Linked DNA regions of Homo sapiens: all the other regions are linked to region 3. The links are chromatin loops, found by intact Hi-C in ENCODE. Cell type or tissue: MCF 10A. All regions are shown on one strand. Region 1 has its middle 73 kb from the start of SCG2. Region 2 has its middle 90 kb from the start of SCG2. Region 3 overlaps AP1S3 (adaptor related protein complex 1 subunit sigma 3).

Evidence for each region. Hi-C counts contacts between places; a loop is a spot of excess contacts. Peaks named below come from ENCODE experiments on the same cell type or tissue, not always from the same donor. Only the 100,000 strongest peaks of a DNase experiment are listed, where the experiment ranks them.
Region 1: it touches region 3 in a loop (13-fold over the local background); 18 of 110 quality-filtered maps call a loop at or near these places.
Region 2: it touches region 3 in a loop (12-fold over the local background); 51 of 110 quality-filtered maps call a loop at or near these places.

Annotation. Positions count from the first base shown.
Region 1 is chr2:223,674,132-223,676,631 of GRCh38, forward strand. No RefSeq gene overlaps it. Among named protein-coding and RNA genes, the nearest start is that of SCG2, 73 kb to the left of the region's middle. In MCF 10A, a CTCF peak has its summit at 1,060 (motif pointing right); a DNase peak (open chromatin) is centred at 1,060.
Region 2 is chr2:223,691,286-223,693,785 of GRCh38, forward strand. No RefSeq gene overlaps it. Among named protein-coding and RNA genes, the nearest start is that of SCG2, 90 kb to the left of the region's middle. In MCF 10A, a CTCF peak has its summit at 1,281 (motif pointing right); a DNase peak (open chromatin) is centred at 1,266.
Region 3 is chr2:223,796,949-223,799,448 of GRCh38, forward strand. All of the region lies in intron 1 of AP1S3 (adaptor related protein complex 1 subunit sigma 3), which reads right to left. Among named protein-coding and RNA genes, the nearest start is that of AP1S3, 39 kb to the right of the region's middle. RefSeq lists an enhancer at 1,124-1,173. In MCF 10A, a CTCF peak has its summit at 1,385 (motif pointing left); DNase peaks (open chromatin) are centred at 243 and 1,363.

The sequences.
Region 1 (2,500 bases), 120 kb before region 3:
CTCTCTCTGTCACCCAGGCTGGAGTGCAAGGGTGTGATCTCAGCTCACTGCAGCCTCTGTCTCCTGGGCTCAAGTGATCCTCCTGTCTTGGCCCCCAGAGTAGCTGGGACCACAGGCATGCACCACCACAACTGGCTAATTTTTTGTTTTTTTTGTTGTTGTTGTTGAAATTGCATCTCCCTATGTTGCCCAGGCTGGTCTTGAACTCCTGGGCTCAACCAATTCTCCGGCCTTGGCCTCTCAAAGTGCTGGGATTACAGATGTGAGCCTCCATGCCTGGCCATGATTATTATTTTTTATTGGTAATTTTTTCGGTTCTGATTCCAATTCATTAACATTCCCTTTAGCCATGCCTGTTCTGCCTTTTAATCTGCCCATTGAGTTTTTTAACATCTGTACTTTTTCCTTCATAATTTGTCTTTGTATTTCTAACCTATTTTTATAGTATATTGCTTTATATTTCCACATATATTTTATAATTTTTTTTCTCTACCGCATTTTATATATACTTATGGCCCCTCTCATTTCGTAGTCTTTCCGGTTCCTGGAAGGGAGAATTTTTCCATTTTTGTTTCCTGTTTAAAAAATAAATAAACTGTTTTTGCATCGTTTCTAATATTTTATTGTCATCTCATTTTAGGTGACAGAAGTCTTTCTCTGTAGTGTCACGGTTATTGAAATGTATCTCTGGAGAGGTTTTAATTTTCTTTTTACCACTTGCTTCAGTAGAATTTCTGCTATGTGTCTAATTTTTATGTTAATTTTTGTCCTGGGATTTCCTCAACACAAGGACAGCTAAAATTCAGACTTCAAACTTATGACTTCATGGCTTTTATTTCTTGAGGGAGACTTATTTTTTTCCACCCTGACCTGGGGTTGAGAATAACTTCCTTGTTGCCCTCCTGAGTCAATAGATGGCTTTTCTTTTTCAAATTTCTCTTCCCCTAAAATTGCTTTCTGCAGGAGCCCCAGTTTCAACACTTAATCCATATCCAGTAACGATATTATTTCTTTGTCACTGCACAGCCTGTGCCATAACCAGGTCCAGTAATGTCCAGTAGGTGGCTCCTGGGATGTGGTTATCAGCATTTTCTACAATTCTAGCGCATGTACATTTTCTTTTTTTTTTTTTTTCTTGTGAAATTAGCCATTGTGATGGTTAAAGTTACGTGCCAATTTGGCTAGACTATGGTATCCAGATATTTGGTCAAATACTAGTCTAGATGTTGCTGCGAAGGTATTTTTTAGATAAGATGAACATTTCAATCAGTTGAGTAAAGCAGATTAACCTCTATATGTGAGTGGGCCTCATCAATCAGCTGAAGACCTTAATAGAAAAAGTGCACCATCCCTATGGCAGAGAGAATTCTGCTTGTAAACTAACATCAGCTCTTCCGTGGGTCATCAGACTGCCAGCACACCTTGACAATTTTGGACTTGCCAGCTTCCACAATCTCCTGAGCCAATATCTTTTTCAAAAAAAGCATTCATGTGTGTGTGTATATGTGTGTATTACACACACATATACATACATACACACACACACACATAGAGGTATGTATTTTTATACACACACACACAGACACATACACACACTATACCTTATTGGTTCGTGTCTCTGGACAATCCTAATACAGTCATGTGGGTTTTTTTTTAAGTTACTTATTTTTATTTTGTCCAAAAACTTTAGATTTTTACAGAAGGGTTTCTCTATTAACCTGATGTTTTTCTTAAATCAAGGAACCACCCATACACTTCTTAATATTTTTAAAAAGATTGTGTTTTATCCATAAAACAAAGGTATTATGGTTTATTTCCTTGTTAAAAAGCTATTACATAAAGGTTAAAATGTATAAATAATAATTAACACTAGGCCAGGCACAGTGGTTCTTGCTTGTAATCTTAGCACTTTGAGAGGCTGAGGTGCATGTACATTTTCTTTTTTTTTTCTTGTGAAATTCACCATTGTGATGGTTAAAGTTACGTGCCAATTTGGCTAGACTATGGTACCCAGATATTTGGTCAAATACTAGTCTAGATGTTGCTGCGAAGGTATTTTTTAGATAAGATGAACATTTCAATCATTTGAGCTTAGGATCATTTGAGCTTAGGAGTTTGAGATCAGTCTGGGCAACATAGCAAAACTGTCTCTACAAAAAATACAAAAATAGCCAGACATGGTGGTGCACACCTATAGTACCCACTACTCAGAGGCTAAGGTGGGAGGATCACCTGCACCCAGGAGGTCAAGGCTGCATGAGTGGTGATGGCGCCACTACATTCCAGCTTGTGTGACAAAGGAGAGCCTATCTCAATAAATACATAAATAAATAAAAGCTTGCATGAGAGAAAACTTTCCTGAGGTAACTCTATGACAAAACAAACAAATCAAACTCAATCAACTGAGATTATTACACAGCACATCTTAATTAGCAGAGGAGGAAGTTTAGCTTTAATGAAATGATGGGCTGCTTTAATTTCTAATTAATCCAAAAATTAT
Region 2 (2,500 bases), 110 kb before region 3:
GGTACTGAGGGTCATGGCTTCAGCATATGAGTTGGGAACTGGGACACAATTCAGCGCATAACTTCATGCCTCAGTTCTCACATCCAAGACTACTACTTTATTTAAAATGACTTCCAAATTCTTGGCCAGGTGCGGTGGCTCATGCCTGTAATCCCAGCACTTTGGGAGGCTGAGGCGGGCAGATCAATTGAGGTCAGCAGTTCAAGACCAGCCTGACCAATGTGGTGAAACCCTGTCTCTACTAAAAATACAAAAATTAGCCAGGTGTGGTGGCATGTGCCTGTAATCCCAGCTACTCAGGAGGCTGAGGCATGAGAATCACTTGAACCCGGGAGATGGAGGTTGCAGTGAGCTGAGATCATGCCACTACACTCCAGCCTGGGTGACAGAGTAAGACTCTGTCTCAAAAATGAATAAATAAATAAAATTATCTCCAAATTCCAAGATGAAATATGAATTTTTCTCTGAGCTGAGATCATGCCACTACACTCCAGCCTGGGTGACAGAGTAAGACTCTGTCTCAAAAATGAATAAATAAATAAAATTATCTCCAAATTCCAAGATGAAATATGAATTTTTCTCCTCTGAATTTGCAAGTCATTTACCTAGAATGACTTTCAAATGCCTTATGATATCTAAAACTCTTCTGTTTTCCCTAATTATTCACCATGTGTGTTTTTCTACTGAAGGTGGGATGTATTTCTTATTCATCTTCACATTCTCCTCAAGGATCATTACCTTGCACACAGTTGGCGCCTTCACTGTGTTTGTGGAATAGAATTGTAATCACTTCTTTTAATTTCTTCCTGCAGAGTCACTTTTTCATGCTTTTTTTTCTTGCCAATAAGCTGCAACCTGCAACACCCCAAAGTGTGTTCCTGCCCTAGCAATGTGCATCCCCACAGAGCGGGGCCAGTAGCAGGCATAAACAAATGCCTTCCTGAACACTAAAACTTAGCAGGCACAAGCTAATTCATTTCTCAACACTTTGGCTGACATTTTGGAAGCTTCAGCTTATCAGTGCAGACAACATTTATCTCACACACACAAAAAGCCACTTGTTCCCGAATACCAGGCAGGTGTCTTATATAGATAGTTACACATATATTTTTAAATGCTCAATCTGCCAGCAGAAGGACACTAGATTTACTGTTGAGAATCTGACATTCTCCTCTTTAATCTGCTAAACCTGCCCCTGAAGGCGAGAGGCTCTTCGCATCCCTCCAAGCCAGTGTTATGCAGCATAATCCAGTCTACACTAGGTGGCATCGCAGCCAACTGGGAAGTTTCTCTCTAGAGAGACGGGAACCGCAGAGGATTCCAGAGACTCTCACTTTTAACGATATTTCAGTATTCCTGAGCAAAGTAAGCACTTAATCAGAACATATACATAAATATTAACAAATGTATGCTCTATGAACAAATTACAGCACATGGCATAATACCTTGAAAGCCATATTTAAATGCCTGCTAAAACTAGCATTTTTCAAATGATGTGATTTTTTAAATTATTATTATTATTATTATTTTTGAGACAGTCTCATTCTGTCACCCAGGCTGGAGTGTAGTGGCGCGATCTTGGCTCACTGCAACCTCCGCCCCCTGGATTCAAGCAATTCTCGTGCCTCACTGTCCCGAGTAGCTTGGGATTACAGGTGCACACCATCACACCTGGCTCGTTTTTTTGTATTTTTAGTAGAGACAGGGTTTCACCATGTTGGCCAGGCTAGTTTCGAACTCCTAACCTGAAATGATCTACCGACCTTGGCCTCCCAAAGTGCTGGGATTACAGGTGTGAGCCACCGCACCCGGCTTCAAAATTATTATTGAAATGAGGATAATTAGCATGTCTATCAACACAATCTGTATACGTATCGAAACTTCACACTGTACCCCAGTCACAATTCCTATGTGTCAACTAAAAACAAAATAAAACATATTTTACAATGAAAAATCTGTACAGGAAAGAAACTGGACAACACCTTAACCAAGTCATCAAAATGCAAGAAAACGTTGACCTAAGAGCAGGCAGAATAGTTCTTCGCAAGGAAAGGTATCCTTTGTGTTTCCCCTAAGGGGCAGACAGACATGGTACATCTCCTATTGTAATACTCGAAAATAATATAACAGCTCTCACATAGCATTCCTGCCCAAAATGCATAACGTGAAGCAAATTAGAAGGAAACAGCACATGCATCTAAAGTAATTGACATTCTATAAAATAAATTGGCCCTTATTCTTTCTTAAAAAAATGTAAATGTCTTGATAGATAAAGAAAGGCTTAGGCACTGTTCCATATTAAAGGGAAGTAACTACAAACACAAGATGACTAAATCTAATACACGGTCCTGGACTGAAGCTGTACTAGGAAAAGCACATTCGTACCAAGGGTATTGAGACAGCAAAACTGGAAGCTGAACTGTAGTTCAGATAAATACACACTGAAGACATAGGGGAAAAGGGGGTCTGATATATGCCATCTACTCTCAAATGGTTCAGA
Region 3 (2,500 bases):
CCACGGCGCCTGGCCCTCTAACGACTTTTTCTATCATTGAGTGGCAGCAGCAGAATTTTGAATTTTGAGTTTTCACCTTCCCTGCTGATTCCTTAATTGTACTGCATTACTCCTCTAAGGTGAATCACTTTCACTCTTTTCCCACCAGTTTCTACGCACAGTCATAGCACCAGTTAGTGGGGATCGGAAGGCAGGTGTGGCCTGAACCAACTTCCCTCGTCTCTCTCTCCAGACCTCATGTCTTCATATCCAAATGCCTTTCACAGGCTTGGCAGAGGCAGGTAACATATTAAATAAGGGTAAAGATCAGCATCATACAATAGGGGGTGGAGGAGAGAGCAGCAACTATGAATCACAAGCTCCAACGAAAGCCGCAGCCACAGCTCTGCCATAGTCAAGTGTGGCCAAGAAAAACATGTCAATCACTGTTGCTAAGTCTTCAGATTTTTTTCCCAAAAGCCTGAAATCTGGATGATTAGGTGAAATATTGGAGTTGTCTTAACGTTGTCAATTAATAATAATAAAACCTTGTTCAGGCTGACACAGCTCACGCCTGTAATCCCAGCACTTTGGGAGGCTGAGGCAGGTGGGTCACCTGAGATCAGGAGTTCGAGACCAGCCTGGCCAACATGGCACAACCCCGTTTCTACTAAAAATACAAAAATTAGCCGGCCATGGTTATAGGCAGGTGCCTACAATCTCAACTACCTGGGAGGCTGAGGCAGAAGAATCACTTGAACCCGGGGGGCAGGGGTTGCAGTGAGCTGAGATCGTACCTCTTCACTCCAGCCTGGGCCAAAGAGCAAAACTCCGTCTCAAAAAAATAAATAAAATAAAATAAAATAAAACCTTGTTCAAGCTAAACAAAGCACACTGTGTGTGGATGTGGTCTGCAAGCTCTGTTTGGCTGCAGGCCTCATTTGAGGCTGCTGAATCAGATGATAGCTGGAGTCCCTCATCGCACTAACACTCTACAGCTTTGCTTGGCTCAAGAGATTTCTCCTTTCTGTGGCTTCTGAGACTACCTATTTGAGGAAGTGGTCCTCTGACCCAAGAACCTCGCTTCTATATCTCAGCCGAATATTACTGTCAAATCTATTCTGAGGTCAAAGTCTCTCATTTACATATATACATCAAATGTCATAGGTTTTTTTTCCCCTCAAGATTGCCAGCTCAGGTTTCCATGATAAATGAGAGGAAAATTTACATAAAAAATTTAAATCTCCACAATCTCAGAATGTCATTTTTGGCCTGCTGTCAATCTCAGAATCTCAGGTAGGCCTGTCATGTCAGCCTTTTTCCTGAAATAAAATGTTGAAAAGACACTGGCCAACATATTTCAATTATTTTCCTAATCCTTGCACACCATCTGGTGGCAGAACTAGCTACTGTGAAATGTTCAGGGAAAGGCAAATTAAGTGGATCTGAGGGGGCAGAACAGAGCTAGGAAGAACAGGATAAGAGGAACAACAATAAGGGGAAAAAAATGGAATAACACAGAAACAAACTGTTGACATGTATTAAGTCCATGCCAGCTACAAGTAACCTGCAGAATAAAAGGTTAACTGCTATGAATTATTAAGTAGCCACTTACGTGAAATGTGAACATTCTCTCTATAAAGACAATTCCTCATAAAATTGTCTGTCTGTTATCCATCCACCTGTATGGCACAGTAAAATTTAATGGAAGAAAAGAAGGAAGGAAGGATAGACAGGTAGTTACACTGAAAGGACAGAATAATCCACTTGCTATGAATTGAATTGTGTCCCCTAAATTCATATGTTACAGTCCTAACCCCCCAGTACTTCAGAATTCAACTTTATTTGGACATAGATGTTGCAGCTGGGTGCAGTGGCTCATGCCTATAATCCTAGCACTTTGGGAGGCCAAGGTGGGCAGATCACCTGAGGTCCGGAGTTTGAGACCAGCCTGGCCAACGTGGTGCAGCCCCATCTCTACTAAAAATACAAAAATTAGCTGGGTGTGGTAGCTGGTACCTGTAATCTCACCTACTCAGGAGGCTGAGACAGGAGAATCACTTGAACCCAGGAGGCGGAGGTTGCATGGAGCGAGATTGCGCCACTGCACTCCAGCCTGGGCAACAAGAGTGAAACTCCATTTCAAAATAAAAAGAGAGAGAGGGAGATAAGAAATAGACATTGCAGATGTAACTTGTTAAGATGAGGTCATACTAGAGTAGGGTGGGCCCCTAGTTCATTGTCACTGGTGGACTCATATAAAAGGGAAATTCGGGCCTAGACACACACACACACACACACACACACACACACACACACACACAAACACCACATGAAGGTGAAGGCAGAGATTGGGGTAATGCAACTGAAGCAAAGGTGCACCAAAGACTGCCCTTAAACCACCGCAAGCCAGGAGAAAGGCAAGCAACCCATTCTCTCTTGAGAGTTCCTAGAAGAAACCATTCTTGCCAGGCTTCTAGCCTCCAGAACTATGAGATGATAAATGTCAGTGTTTAGGCCA